Regions from separate parts of the Homo sapiens genome. Here region 1 is linked to region 2. The links are chromatin loops, found by intact Hi-C in ENCODE. Cell type or tissue: lower leg skin. All regions are shown on one strand. Each heading gives the region's core, and the rest is flanking DNA. Links, peaks and the distances in the headings are about the cores only.

Region 1 (8,004 bases), core at 1,933-6,932, 130 kb after region 2:
GGGAGGACCCCAGTGAAAGCACCCACCTGCTTCTGGCAGGGTAGCTTAACCCCCATTCCAATAGAACCTCTAGAGAATCTAATAGCCCCATCCCTATGGGCCTCTGCACAGCTCCCAATCCAGCCCCAGTCCCCTTTATGTCCCCACCACAGCCTCGTCCTGGATGACAGACGGTGGGAAGGGTTGTTACTGTCAGGACAGATGCAGTCACCATTTTCTGCAGCAAGGATCCTTAGTCATAAGTAATATTGTGCGTGGGACACCAACAGCCCAGCCCAAGAAGCATTGGTCAAACTGGGCCCAGGGAAAACCTTCCAGGATGAGCTGAAGAGAAGGTCAGCCTGCTCATCTGGATGGACATGCTGCAGCCTCAGCCCCTGGCCACCTGGGGAAGTCATGGGACTGACACCCCCCTTCCCAGCACACACAGACACACCCGCAGGCACGCACGCAGGCAACACACACTTACACACTCACACATGCTCGTATACATACATTCACAGACAGAAACACACACCCTTACATACAGGCACTCAGACACACACTCAGAGCCATGCACACATGCACTCATATGGGTACAAGTACTCATGTGCTCACCCACACCCACATACGCACTCCCCTTGGTGCACACACGTACATACACACATGTACAGCCATGCAGTGCACGCACTGGTTTTTGGGTACAGGCCAGCTTCTGTAACCTGGATCTAGGGACAACCTCCTGTAAGTCTGCAGAGGCGAAGTCTGGCCAACACACGCAGCTGCCCTCCTGAACAGAATATCGTCAGCCTCAACATCAGCATCGGGGTTCCCTCCTTACACAGGGGTCCCCCCTTATCGGGGGGGGTGCATTCCAAGACCCCCAGTGGAAGCCTGAAACTTGGGTAGGACTGGACCTTATTCTACTGTGTTTTTTCCTGTATATGCATACCTATGATGAAGTTTATCAGGCACGGGAAGAGATTAACCACAATAGTTAATAACCCAGATAGAACAATGATAACAATATGCCAGCACTGCTTCTCCACACTTTGTGGCCATGATGAGATAAAATAAGGGTGACTTGACCACCAGCACTATGACATCATGACGGTAGACCTGGTCATCGAGAGGGCTCCTAGGTGACTAAGAGGTAGGAAGGGCGCCTACAGTGTGGAGACGCTGGACAAAGGGGGACGCGTGTCCAGGGTGGGAAGGTGAGAGATTTCATCCAGCCGTGCAGAACGACATGCAATTGAAAACTTAGGGATTGTTTCTTTCTGGGATTTCTGTTTAATATTTTTGGACCTCAGTGGACCACGGGTAAGGGACTCATATGCCCTGGCGTGGGAGGAGGTTCCCGTCTAGGGGGTGGCATGGCCTGAGGGGTGGGTCAGGCAAGTGTGACCCTGCTGCGCGTCCCCTCTGCCCACCCTCCTCCTGCCTCCGGCCCAGTCGCTGGTTCCCAAGGAAACCTCTCTAAAGTCGTGGCCAGTGAAACCACAGCGCCCTACCAGGCCCCATCCCTGGACCCATCCTGCCATCTCCCCGCCGTCTGCCCAGGGACCCATGGCTCCTCCCCAGCTGCTCCTCAGCACCCGGGTCTGGGGCACGTCGGCACTCCTGGAGGCCTCTTGTGACTGGTGTCTCCTCCGTCACCCTCCTAGACCATGAGGAAGAAATGAGACCCAGGTGTCTGCAGCGTCTCGGAACCCGGTTCTGTTGCTCACCATAAAGCTCTGCCGAGCGCCCTCAGGTGAGCAGAGGCGGCCCTGGCCTATCACTGTGTGCCGAGGACCAACCCCAGGGCAGAGATGGAGGCTGTGCTGGTGCCCTCGGGGGGCCAGATCCTGCCTAGGAGAGACCCTGCCTTTGGCCCCAAAGCGGGAGCTTCCTCCCAGCACTTGGCTGGGGGCCGTACAGCGATGGACAGCCCCACAGGAAGATGGTTCCAGACAGCTGAAGTCATGTTTATTGTATACATGCCATAGATACTGTCCTGTGGTCAATTAGCCACCAATGCGATGAGGAGAATGAGAAGAGACAGGGCCTCCTCGGTTTCCAGCTTGGCCCTGAGCCCTGGGATTTCTGCTCTGGAAAGCGAAGGCCACTCGTGATCCTTGCGGGCCGGTCTCCGAGCCCTCTTGCTCCCGCGCGTGGTGCAGAGACAGCCAAAGCTATGTGTTCTCAGGACCCCTTGGTTCTCAGTTTGACGAGATGAGGCAGGCTGGCCACCAATGTTCCAAACTATTCCTTGACCACTACGGGCTTGAGAGAGCCTTGTTGTTCTGTGGAATTTGGGCATCAGAGAATGAAGAGGACCTGGGAGCTTCTCGTGCCCTCCTCATTTCTCGGACCAGGAAACAGAAGCCCCAAAGAAAGGGGCTTGTAGGACAGTATGCATGGAGCCCCTGGCCTGGGCTCATAGCCCCCATAGCCCCTCCTTCAAGGCCAGGGCACTGAGACATCACAACCTGGCTGCAGGTTCTGGGATGGGGAGCTCACCCTTTGGCAAGGCTGCCTGCCCTGTCCACTTCTGGGAGAAGAACCCCAGGTGACAGGAAGTCCTTCATTACACCAGCCAAGGCCCCCTTGCCCCGGGGCCCCTACCTCTGCTCAGTTCTGTACTTTTCAGCTCTCCGCCACTCTGCCACGACCCCCAAACGAGACCCTGGAGACAGTGATCTCAGCCCCTGCAGCCCTGCTCAGCCAACAGCCACACACCCCCAGCCCTCAGGCCTGGGCCCCAGTCCTTGGACACGCTGGGTCACCTCCTATGACTGCTGGGTGTGGACCCTCAGCAAACCCCACAGTGGGGGAAAAACTCATCCTAACCATGGCCCTAGACAGCGAGGAGTTTCTCGTAAGCTGAGGTCATTCTCCAATCAAATGAGAGAAGAGCTGGGGAAACACTTCCCAAGCTCTAAAGAGGTTACGGATGTTTATTAGATTATATATGTCCTGCCAGATGTCCACAGGAACATTCACCGTCGGATCTTATGTAACTAATCGTGTCAGTAACCATGTCCAGACTCACGCCCTCCCTAACCAGTCCCACATGTCAGATGTACACACACTGGTAACGAGAGCTGACACATAGGGAGCCCTTCCACAGGCCGTCAGCCCGCTGTCAGTGTTAACTCATTTAATGCCCACAACAACCCCAGGCAGGTATTGCTGGGGTTCGTGTTCCCTAAGGCAAATACTGAGGCATGGAGATGCTGCCGTTTTCTGTGCATGCACACACACACTGTACAACCATGTTAGACAAACTGCTGATGAAAGATCAAAAGGCACAGAGTTGTTGCATGTAGATAAGCATACATTTGTATATAAATTTGTTCATTCTTATACTTATTTCAGAGAAGGATTTCAGGAAAGGTGTGCTCAAGGCGACCTAAGATGCACAAGTGGTGGCAAAGCCTGCAAGGTCCCTGCTGATGATGTCTCTGTCCTCATCTCCTTCCTGCCTCCTCTTGCTGGCTCCAGCCATACAAACCTCCTTGTTATTTCCAGAACATTCATGGCCCTTTCCAGGCATGAGGCTCTGCCACCTCAACCACCACATCTAGCTCCTTCACAGTAATCAATTCTCAGCTAAAATGTCGTCTCCTCAGAGCGCTCTTCTTCACTGTCCACAGATCACCACTATTATAGAGCAGTCCTTGCCCAAGCCAGTTACTTATCCCATGTTCCTGTTTAAGTCTCATCCCAGCACTTTGGATCTTGTACTTTGACTTGCTGCTTTTCAATGATGCTAGATTATCATCTCCCTGAGCGCCTTTGCACTTGGGTGTTGCTGTGATCCTAGCCCCTTGCCCAGTGTCTGGTAAGACAGGGTGCTCGGTAAGGGAATGAATGAATGAGTTACAGGAGAATAAAATGAGTAGATGAGGAAGGAAGGCATGGACAACAGCAGCAAGTGGAGTCAGATCTGAAGCTCACAAAGTTCCTGCCTTGAAATCCTATTTACTGAGCTTCCTAGTAGCCATGGTGAAAAAAGAAGCATGATCAGTCTACAGGAGTGAAAGGACAACTAGATACGCCACACTAGTGGGTCAGGAGGCATGTGGCTCTTTTTGATACGGAAGCCAGATGGCTGTTTTCCCCTGAGAGACCTCCCAAAGAAGTGGCAGCCATGATCTCACAGCTATGTGCCCCCCAACCTCTTCGTGGTGCAGATAGGCACACTTGGGGATATGGCTGACTTTCAACACAGCCTCCTGGTGGCTGTTCTCACAGAAGAGTGGAAACAAGGAAGCTGCTTTCATGCCTGGCCCCACTGAGGGTGACCGTGCCCACATCTAGATGGGAGAGGCAGCTGCAGGGCCCTGAGAGGAGCGGTGGATGGTGGGTGTTCTGGCCATCACGGGGCTTCAGCCTCTGCCTGGCGTGCCGTCGCTCAGGAACAGACATGGAAGAGGCAGAGCACCTCCCATCCCACCTGCGGTAGAAATCATGATCTTAGGAAAGACAGTTCCCACGCACCCGGAGATTCCCGGCAGGTAGGATCCGGGGCAGGGTGCAGGGGCGTCAAGCTCCATGTGCGGTTCACTCGGCTCAGATGGTAACTAATCCCTCTCCAGAGAGGCAAAGGCGGAGGCGGTCGATACCCGCTCAATGGCTGAACACAGTCTGGAATGTTTTTGACAGGTTTCTCCTCAAGGTGGTAAAAAGTCTAACGGTCTGCAGAGTCTTGGCCGTGTCAAAACCCATCTGCAAAAAGCAAGGGGCTCCTGCGGGGCTCGTGTTTGCCGAGTGGAGACATAGCTCCTGGGCTCTGCTCGGCCCATCGAGGTTGGCTGGCCCCCTTGGGCTCCTGTTGCTCTCTGCCTCCCCCCAGCCTGTGTGCGTGGCAGGAAGCAGCAGCTAGAGAGGGCATTCAAGCAGGCAGAGGACGTCGGCAGAGCCGGGCACAGGAAAAACCCCACTGAACCCAAAAAGAGTTCCACTGCAGGTACTGTCCGTGTCTACAGGAGGCCGCAGGGTCACGGGGATCGCGTATGCGCAAAGTCCCCTAACATTAAAATGACATTTGAAGCAGGATACACGTGTTAATTTACACTTTAAACTCACAGAATTGAGGGAAGTGAATAAAAAGGAGAGTAATTAATTAGAAGGGAATATAGCAAAGTCCAGAAGACATTCTTGCTTCAGTGAATGGGGCCAGGGGGGAAAACTGGCGTCTAAGAGATAATGAAATCTCATCTTGTGTCTAATCCATGTTCTCGGCCTCTGAGCAGATGAAATGGTATAAAAAATAGAAATTGACAATGGGTCTAAAATTGCTTATTGATGAAACCGTGGAATTACGTGATAGAAGAAATCAATTAAGTACTAAGAGGTGAGGCCCCTGTGGAAAGAAGAGGCTTGGAAATTAACAAAGGAAATTGAGTTGGGTGGTGAGAAAAGGGCTAGAAATTATCTTGCCAAAGGAAAAGTAAAAATAGAAGGCCACTTTGAAAGACTATATCATTAAAAAAAAGTATGATGGAAGAGAGACTTGAAAATTGCATTCACCAGGGAAAGAAGCCTTCTCAAAATAGAAAGAAAACAGGGAACAATTTGCTGACTGAGCTCAAAAGCATCAAAAGCAATAAAACCCACAGAAAACAACAGCTCAAAGGAGAACATCAGGTCCACTTTGACGTTTTCCAGATGGGCAAACTGAGGCCCCAGGAGGGGCAGATTCTGCAGAGGAGATGCTTGTCTGCCATCCGTCCATCCCTCCTTCCTTCCACTCAGGAGGAGAAAGAGACAAGGGAGGAGGTGGCAGGGAGAGAATGAGAGAGAGAATGACAGAGAGAGAGAGAGAGAATGACAGAGAGAGAATGACAGAGAGAGAGAGAATGACAGAGAGAATGAGAGAGAGAATGAGAGAGAGAGAATGAGAGAGAGAGAATGACAGAGAGAGAGAATGACAGAGAGAGAATGACAGAGAGAGAGAATGAGAGAGAGAGAATGAGAGAGAGAGAATGACAGAGAGAGAGAATGACAGAGAGAGAATGACAGAGAGAGAATGACAGAGAGAGAGAATGGGAGAGAGAATGACAGAGAGAATGAGAGAATGACAGAGAGAGAGAATGACAGAGAGAATGAGAGAGAGAATGGCAGAGAGAGAGAATGAGAGAGAGAGAATGAGAGAATGAGAGAGAGAGAATGAGAGAATGACAGAGAGAGAGAATGAGAGAATGACAGAGAGAGAGAATGAGAGAGAGAGAATGAGAGAGAGAGAATGAGAAAGAAAGAATGAGAGAGAATGAGAGAGAGAGAATGAGAGAGAATGACAGAGAGAATGAGAGAGAGTGAGAATGAGAGAGAGAGAATGAGAGAGAATGACAGAGAGAGAATGAGAGAGAGTGAGAATGAGAGAGAGAGACAGAGACAGGGAAAGAGACCCCACATGGCCCCCGAGAGCTGGGTGGAAGACAGCCCGGTTGGTGCTGAGTATCCAACGCAGGGGCTGCAATTTGCTGGATTCCAGTCCCCACGTCCAGCCCACACACTGGAGGGGAGGAGGACCAAACCTCCAAATTCCCAAACCATCATGTTCCAGACTTGAGAGGACAAAAACAGAGACCCCCTCCACGTGCCTGCTGCTCCCCAGCTTTCTGGCTGTGGCCGCCAGCAGTTCCATCCACCCCCATGCTCAGACCAGAGCCCAGGAGCCTCCTGGCCAGCTCCGTCCCTACCGCCAGTAGGTCCTGTGGGTCCTGCCAGCCCTGACTCCAAAGCATGGCCCCTGGCTGGGGCAGCCATGTTGGGCTCTACCCAGCTGTCTCCTCCTCAGCGAGCCCCTCCTCCTGACCCCCTATCTAGAGGAGCCCTGTCCCCACCAGCCATAGCCACACCCACTCACCCAGTCCCTGTTTTGTCTTTGTTACAGCATGATTGTGGCCTGGTGTTACCTGACATGTTCATTTGCTTGCTCCTCTCTTGCCTCCCACCCACTAGAATGTCAGCTCCTGGAAGCTAAGGACCTTGTCCATTGTTGCTGCTTGCCTAGAAATCTTGGTGCGTAGAAGACATTCAATAAATGTTTGTTGAATGAATAAGTGACAGCCTCTGGCCTGAGCCAGATGCCCCTTGTCAGAGCTCCCACTGCAGCCTGCATTCTGTCCCTGTCCCCTGCCCTGTGAATCCCTTATCTGTCAGAGCTATCACTCCTGTGAGACTCAACCCCTCCAGGTTGGCCTCGGATCAGAGCCCCAGCACCTGGGACAGAGCAGGTGCCCCAGGCGTTTTGCCGAGTGGCTGATATACTCAGTTCAGAGCTGGCTGGGGGTGCTTCAAGCCAGATTTCAGAACTCAGAGGTTCATGCAGCTCCTGCATTTTCAGACAAGGAAACCGAGATCCACAGAGCTCATGGTGTGTGCCCCCAGGAACCTCAGGGCCAGCTGTGTCGGCCAGCATCTGTCTGCTCAGTCGGGCTGGGAGATGGGTAGCCGATACCTTCTGGGCATAGCAGAGATAAGAGGGCAGTGCTGGGCCCCTCAGGAAGTAGCATCTCCTCCTCCCTCCTCCTACTTCTGCTTAGGTGAAAATTGGATCTTCCCACCAGGAGGCTCAACCAATTTCTAGCCCCTGCAGGGGCTGTTCTGTTAATAATGTGTGGCAAGGATGGCCAGTCACAGGCCCGGCCGCTGTCCCCGGGAGCTCCTGTGTCCAAAGCTCCAGGTACGTAGGCAGCACGATCTTTCTGAGCCACAAGGAGACAGGCTTCCTGGGGCAGGGCAGGTGCTGCAGGGTCAGGACACCCCACGACTCCCCATGCCCCACTCTCCCCAAGATGCGCTGGTCCACACCAAGCCCAGCGTTTACTGCCTGCTGCATGCCCGAGAGGGCAGCAAGTCAGGGAGTCACCTTGTTCACGGAACCTCTGTTCTGGACCAGACCCTGCACCAGGGCCCAAGGCTGCGTAACTGTGATTCAGCCCTCCCGTGGCTGCTTGCCAGGCTCAGGGGGGGGTCCCTGCATCCTGGCTGGCATCTTCTGTTGAACGTAAGACAGGCATTTGAGGCCCA
Region 2 (8,004 bases), core at 971-5,970:
GTGAGTAATCGTCAAAGTTCTTGTCTTGGTTTGGGCCATTTAAGAGTGGTCAATGCATTATTAATAAGTAGAAAATATAATTAAAGAAGACTAACCGTGTCCCCAAAATGAACATGGGGTTGATATGAAACATTTTGTTGAGTAATGCATGTTTGAAACAATCAGGTCAGTTCAAGAAACATGTCTAATTTCTGTAGGAACTGCTCTACAGATAGACAACAGGGTTATCACAGCTCTTGTCCTATTTTTTTTCTGATTCATGTCTATTTCTTTATTATAAAGTAGTAAATTAATAAATAAATGAAATAGACAAAGTCTAAATGAAAAAAATGATTGATGGTCTGTGGCCTGGCCCAGAGATGATGACTCGTGGGTATGAGTCAAGGATGATGAGTAATAGGAGTCAGGAAGTTTAAGCTCCGATATAAAAGAAATCTAGCCTATTGATCAGTTGGAAATGATCCTGTAGACAGTAGTTAAAAATATTCAGTTATCGGCTGGGCACGGTGGCTCACACCTTTAATCCCAGCACTTTGGGAGGCCGAGGTGGGCAGATCACAAAGTTAGGAGTTTAAGACCAGCCTGACCAACACAGTGAAACCCCGTCTCTACTAAAAATATACAAATTAGCCGGGTGTGGTGGCGAGTGCCTGTAATCCCAGCTACTTGGGAGGCTGAGGCAGGAGAATTGCTTAAACCCAGGAAGTTGAGGTTGCAGTGAGTCGAGATCGCGCCACTGAATTCCAGCCTGGGCAACAGAGTGAGACCCTGTCTCGAAAAAAAAAAAACAAAAAAAACCCCCAAAAAATCAGTTACCCTATTCTTGTGCTCTTGTAATTCACGGATAATGAATTAATGCGTGAAGAACTCAAGTAAAAGAAATAAGTGAATAAAAACATGGCCACACCTGGACCAACTATAACATGTGTAATGAAGCAAGTCACAGTACTGATCTATTGCTCAGGGAGTGGGAATTGTGTCAGATTTTTAATCTCTCAGAATGAGAAACATGTAGACAAATGTATGAGCTGTCCATGTTTATATTGAGTTGTCTTTGGTTTCCTGGTTGTCTTATCCTTAACTAGGGATGTTGTTTATATAAATAGAAAGCTATTTTTAAAGAGGGCCAGTGACAATAATTTGTTCTATAACAAGAGCTATTGTGCTCACTAAATTCCATTACAAAGTGACATCATCTGTTATTACTTTGGTAATGATCAACTATGCATGTGCTACGATGATCCATGCTGTAGTTTAGATCATGTGTAAGGATACTGATTTTATCTTAATAATGAACAAATGCTTAAGTTAATAATAATCAATTAGCTAAAAAGGATAAAGCAAGGGCCAGTAGCAAACATGTCTGGAAATGATGGTTGTGATGTAACTGGGTCCGGAGAGTGTATTCTTCTTAAGGCAAGTATTTTGGCTCTTACAAGTGTTTGCATAATTAGGCTATACATAGACGCACAGTATCAGACACATTCTGGGTTTCTGAGGGTTTACATATGTTCTGTTTCTTTACAAAGAATGAATAATTCGCCAAATTGGTTTGTGAATGAGTGAATGAAGTGATAGCAAGCACTGTTCATTGGTATGAAATTGCTCTGAAACAAGTATTTAGATGAATCTAATTGTGCATATGGGAGGTCCAAAGATTTAGGTTGTTGAGTGCATGGGTGGAGGCATTGAAGCTGACGTGTTTTGTAGAGAACTCTCATTCTTGATTCAGATGTTGGATTCAAAGGCGTCCATTTATTTTATTTAAGTTCTGGGGTACATGTGCAGGATGTGCATGTTTGTTACATCGGTAAACATGTGTCATGGTGGTTTGCTGCACCTATCAACTCATCACCTAGGTATTAAGCCTGGCATGCATTAGCAGTTTTTCCTGATGCTCTCCCCACCCTCCCCTGACAGGCGCCAGTGTGTGTTGTTCCCCTCCTGTGTCCATGTGTTCTCATTGTTCAGCTCCCACTTATAAGTGAGAACATGCAGTGTTTTGTTTTCTGTTCCTGCATTAGTTTGCTGAGGATAATGGCTTCCAGCTTCATCCATGTCCCTGCAAAGCACATGCTCTCATCCCTTTAATGGCTGCATAGTATTCCATAGTGTATATGTATCACATTTTCCTTATCCAGTATTTGGGTTGATTCCATGTCTTTGCTATTGCGAATAGTGCTGCAATGAACATACATGTGCATGTATCTTTATAATAGAATGATTTCTATTCCTTTGGGTTATATACCCAGTAATGGAATTGCTGGGTCAAATGGTATTTCTGCTTCTAAATCTTTGAGGAATCACTACACTGTCTTCCATAATGGTTGAACTAATTTATATTCCCACCAACAGTGTAAAATCATTCTTATTTCTCTTTAACTTCATCGGCATCTGTTTTTTCTTGACTTTTTAATAATCACCATTCTGACTGGTAGGAGATGGTGTCTCACTGTGGTTTTGATTTGTATTTCTCTGATGATCAGTGATGTTGAGCCTTTTTTCTTGTTTGTTGGCTGCATGTATGTCTTCTTTTGAGAAGTGTTTGTTCATGTCCTTTGCCCATTTTTTAATGGGGTTGTTGGTTTTTTTCTTGTGAATTTGCTTAAGTTCCTTGTAGATTCTGGATATTAGACCTTTGTCAGATGGATAGATTGCAAAAATTTTCTCCCATTCTGTAGGTTGTCTCTTCACTCTGATGATAGTTTCTTTTGCTGTGCAGAAACTCATTAGTTTAATTAGATTCCACATGTCAATTTTTGCTTTTGTTGCAATTGCAAAGGCATCCATTTTAAATGCAAAATTAATAATTGAATTAATGTGACAAAAAAGAGGGTTTTCTGGCCAGTTGTAAAAAGAGCATGACCCAATTATAAAAATTAATCTAAACTTGCTCTCCTTTCATTTATTAGAATATTAGAGCACAGTCAAAATTTAGGATGTTTCATTCTTTTTACCATTTGCATTCTACCCTCCAGAATGGATTATCATTGGTGAAGATCTTAGCTGGTAAGTCTCTGGGAAAAAGGCTATAGACCTATACAAATAATGCCCAAAGTTCTTGTCCTTTGGTGGGGTGTTTACTCAGAGGTATTCATTGTATTATAAAATAATGCATAAATGACTACATCTATATACAGAATTAAAAAAGAACAGGGATGAGAGTGTGTTACACACCAATAATTAGAATGAGTCCAATCAGAACATCTGTGGAATTATATATTTTTAATATCCCAAAACACTGAGTTTTATGAATAAATTAATAAATCAGGAATGTTCCTTCTTTTGGTAAGTATCATATAGACAAAGAATAGTAATAGTCAACGTTTTTGTTCTGGGAGAATGGTGAGTTCAAGTTTGTCTTGTTAAGAGAAACAAATAAATAATTTCACAAATTTATCAATACCTAATTATAAATAGCTAAGCAAATTAACGGGGGAAACATGGATCAATTGAAAGAATTTTTGATATTTTCACTCCCTTTTTGTAAGGAATATTCCTGCATATTTTGTGTATACATTTTTAAAGGTATAAAAGAATACATGTTTATTTTTCCTTTTTTTCACCATCTGCTTTCAGTTCCATAGAAGGAACACACTTATCACTACAGTGATTCTGTAATGATGAAGACCTTTATGGGTCAGTGTGAGTAATGATCCAAGTTCTTGTCATTGTTGGGATGGTCCATTTAGGGTATTTAGTGTATGATAAAATAATACGTAATATAATCAATGAAGGCTACAGAAAAACCAATGATAAGATTGTATTATAAATCAAGGTTCATGATGACTACTGTTTTGCACAACAGAAGCCCTTTTTAAAAGAAGAGCTCTACATTTTTAGCTCTGTGGGTATGGAATATGGAGTCAGATGTATGTAACTCTCATAGGTTTTATGTTGGGTGGTTCATTTAAGGGTATTCCTGATATTGTTAAAATGGATAATATGTTAATTAATAAGATGGAGCTCCATTCACGAACCAGAGATAACAATGTGGCATAAATCATTGTTTGTGTTCAATTTCTACGATGGTTACTTCACGTTTACTAAGTCGAAACCTAAATCTAGGTCTTTTCAGTTGGTAATTTCCTCTTTCATTTGGTAATATCATCTACAGGATGGGTAGACCAGAGCTGATTAAATTATTCTCCCATTGATGAGGAACTTTACCTTATCCCTCAGAGTAAGGAGAATGTCATATAATGTAAGTAATAAAGTTCTTGAGTTGGGTTGTTGGTTCATGATTTCTACTGTCATTTAAAAAGATAATTAAATTTTAAAAGGTCATACTAGGCCTATGATGAGAATGTGTTGTGGACCGAAATTAATCCAATTTAGCACAAATGAAGTGTAAGAAAAAATTTAGCTTTCCCATTCATTTTCAATAGTTAAATGTCACATTGTATGTTTGTCTCATTGATTATTTAAAGACTCTTCTCTTGATAAAGGCTGTTACTCATTTATGGAGTCAGTATTCTAGTTGTTGAGTAGGATGGTGGTTCAAGTTTGTTCATTTGATATCTAAAAGTTGTTCAAATTAAATGTAGAGGGGCCATGTCTGGACCAATGATGTGAATGGAATGCATCTGAATAAAAATTATGATCAATCAGTTTTTGGAACAACTGAGGTCCACTGCAAAATGAAGAACTAATATGTAAACCTTTGTGGGAATAATGTCAGGAAAGTTTGAGAATCTAGTTCTGGAGCTTGAGAGGGTTCACAGGTACTGATTTTATATGATTAGCAGATCCACTTGTGTGGATCAACACACAAGTATATTCATGAGTAAAGAAAAAGAGGTTAAGACATGGACCAATTCTGAGGGCATGTTGTAAAGCAAGGAATATAATTAATTCAATTCTGAAATACCTTGGTCCATCAAGAAAAAAAACAGATTAAATTTGTCACCACTTTGGGTAAGAAGCATCTAGATAGAAGTACTTAATAGTCAATGTTCTGTTCTTAGTTTGCTGTGGGTTCCCAGATGTTTGATTCATTAAGACAAAAAAATTAAAATTAAACAAACAAATACGTGTATAACTAAATAAATGGGTGCCAAGTATGAACCAATGATAAGGGTACTTCATTATTTTCTATATCTGCTTTGTAACCCCACAGAACAGAGGTAACTTGGCTGTTTTAATAATTATTTAAAGGATGAAGATCTTGACTGTTACCCATGTGGCAAGGAGAGTGTAGAACAGGGTGAGTCAGATTAAGTTTTTATTCTTGGTTTAGCCTTTTGTTAGAGATGATGATTAATTATTATTTGAAAAGAAGAAATGACTTTATGCAGTCATAAAATCCAAGAAGACCATGCCTGAACCAATGATAAGAATGAATCCTGCCAAGTGTCATGGTTAATTCATTTTGCAAAACGAGATCCATTTAAAAAGAGGTTTGGTTTGCTATCTCTTAGATTAAGGAGATTATAGGCAGATTCTAGCCTTGGTCAAAGATCTTGTTTTTGGGTTAGTTGTGGTTCTCTTGAGTTTTGTTATTTTATTAAAAATAATAAATAGTTAAACAAGTACAAAGCATTTATGCTAGTAAAATTACAATGGCCACTCATGACCAATTTGGAGATTATATCATGAAACAAGGATTTGTTTAACTTTGGTTAACTGTTTTATCACTGTTTGAGGAGGTCATGGAAAGATTTAAATGATAGTCAATTTCTCCCCTCTTTCTTGGGAGTAGATTCTTTGTTGTTGACTTTGTTTTTGAAAATGAGTGACTGACTAAATTAATGAACGACAAAAACACTAGAATGGACAAGAATATTCAAATGATGACATTTCATGAAGCAAGAATTATGATCAACACAATTCTGCTTCCCTGAAATCCATTTAACAGAAAAGAGTCAATCTGTTTTCTCTGTGTATAATGAGGTCAGAAACAGGTGTTAAAATATTCAGTGTTCTTGTTTTTGTATTTTGGTGGGTTCATGGAGTTGATTATTATGATTAAGGAAATAAGTATATGAAAAAGTAAATTACAAGAGGGTAAATCATGAACCAGTGATTAAAATGTGTTTTGAAACAAAGATTGTAGGTATTTCAGTTCTGCACTGTGGACTTTTATGAAATGAAACCTTAATCTTTTGTATCTTTATTTTAATAGTACATAGTACCATTCTGCATATACTATGGATATATTTTAGACATTTTCTCATGCTACTTACATTCAGTTTTTTTCACTATCTGAGTTATAAATTCTAGTGAATTGATTTATTTGGAGGTGGTGGTAGGAAACCCCTATGCCCCATATTTTAAAATTTTCTGGCAGCTGATATCTAAGAGAGTACTAAAATGACTAATATTAAGGTATTAATTTCAGCTCAACAAGTATTGATGCTAACTCTTGTCAGACCCCATATGAGGAGTGAAATTTATATATGAATTTAGTCTAGTTCCACTCATTGAGTAGCTCTGTGAGATTAGATGGAGACCCACTTACAAATGCAGCAATTCAATAGAATAGGGCAGGTAGATGGGTTCTCTGTGAGACTAGAGGGAGACCCACTTATACATGCAGCAATTTGATAAAATAGGACAGGTAGATGGGCTTTCTAGAAGCACAGAAGGTATGCCTTCAGCTCAATCTCAGTGTCAGTTGAGTTGTGGAAGAGATGACTCCTGAGCCAGTGACAGACTCATTAGTCCATAGCTCCGCAAAGCTGGGGACCACACTCCTCTCCTTCACTGCTCTGCCCCTTGTGCCTTACATGGACAGCACATGCAATAAGCATCTGTTGAATGAATAGGTGAATACATGGTGAATAAAAGAATGGAGGAGTGAAGCAGTATATGAACAAATGAGTCTTTGAGTAGACAAAGGAACGAATAAATGAAGTAATGAAAATGGGAATGAGTACACGAATGAGTGAATGGATCAATGATAGGTCCATGAGTGACTGAATCAGTGATAAGTGGATAAATGCATGGCGAGTTAATGAGTGGGTGAGTTCATGTGTAAGTAAAAATGTCACAAAGTGAATGAGTGGATGATGAATGACTAAGTCATTGAGCGAATGAATGGAAGATTAATAGGTCAAGTAGTCAAGAAATGAAAGACAAACATGTAAATGGATGAGTGAATCAATGGGTCCATGAATTCTTGAATGAATTTATGAATTAACAGATAAATGAAAGTCAATGAGTAATGAGAAAATAAATGAATAGATGAGTCTATGTATGAATCAATCAATGAGTTAATGACTCATTGAAGAACCAAATGAATGAATTAATCTAGGAATTAGTGAGTTTACTAATGAATAACTCAAAGAAAGAGGAAACAACCAAATAAATTAACTGGATAAATAAGTCAGTGAATGAAACAAATTATGAGCGAATAGATAGACAAAGGGATGGATAATTGATGGATATATTACAGCTAGTGAATAAAAGAGTGAATTAGTGAGTGAGCAAATGAGTCAGTGAATGAGTATGTAATCAAGGAATAAATTAGCTCTGGGAATGAGTAAGTGAATAAGTGAATGAGTCAATAAATTAGTGAATTAGTCACTTATTGAAGCATAAGGCAGTGAGTGAATGAACTCACACTGGGACTCTTTCCCTGACTGTTCAACAGAGAGTAGTCATGCCCCAGCTTCACACCACAGCATAAATAACTCAATCAGAGCACCCACCCTACGCTATCGTGGGCGTTTGTTTACATGTCATCACTAAACTGATGTGCCGCAGGGGCCAGGAACTGGGTCAAATTATTCTCTGTATCCCTGGTGCCTGCCCAGCTCTGAGCCTCGGAAGAGCACAGTAAATTGTTGCTGAATGAATGAACGATAGCTAAAAATACATTGGCTTTTTTGGAACCAGGATGGCCCATCTGAGAATGGTCTGGGAGCTGTTCTTTGGGGAGATGTGCTGTGTGTCAGATGGTTTGTGGCATCCTCCTACGCAAGTCTAGATTCTGCCTTGAATCCAGCTTCCTGTGTCCAGTGCCAGACAGCGAGACAGGATACTGGCAGTTCGGACTGCCCT

The links. A loop is a pair of places that touch in the nucleus more often than their neighbours do. Peaks named below come from ENCODE experiments on the same cell type or tissue, not always from the same donor. Only the 100,000 strongest peaks of a DNase experiment are listed, where the experiment ranks them.
Region 1: a loop joins it to region 2, with 6 times the contacts of the local background. A loop is called at or near these places in 1 of 110 quality-filtered maps.

The regions. Positions count from the first base shown.
Region 1 is chr14:101,124,397-101,132,400 of GRCh38, forward strand. No RefSeq gene overlaps it. Among named protein-coding and RNA genes, the nearest start is that of LINC02285, 7.5 kb to the left of the region's middle. In lower leg skin, for the core only: no CTCF peak of the experiment used is centred there; DNase peaks (open chromatin) are centred at 4,754 and 6,709.
Region 2 is chr14:100,993,908-101,001,911 of GRCh38, forward strand. MEG8 (maternally expressed 8, small nucleolar RNA host gene) reads left to right here. Exons shown (of 51, transcript NR_146000.1): 48 at 2,979-3,009; 49 at 3,580-3,639; 50 at 4,118-4,204; 51 at 5,158-5,206. It overlaps LOC124903421 (small nucleolar RNA SNORD113/SNORD114 family), which reads left to right and starts at 4,560; the gene lies at 4,560-4,634. LOC124903422 (small nucleolar RNA SNORD113/SNORD114 family) reads left to right here and starts at 350; the gene lies at 350-423. RefSeq lists an enhancer at 6,781-7,980. In lower leg skin, for the core only: no CTCF peak of the experiment used is centred there; no DNase peak of the experiment used is centred there.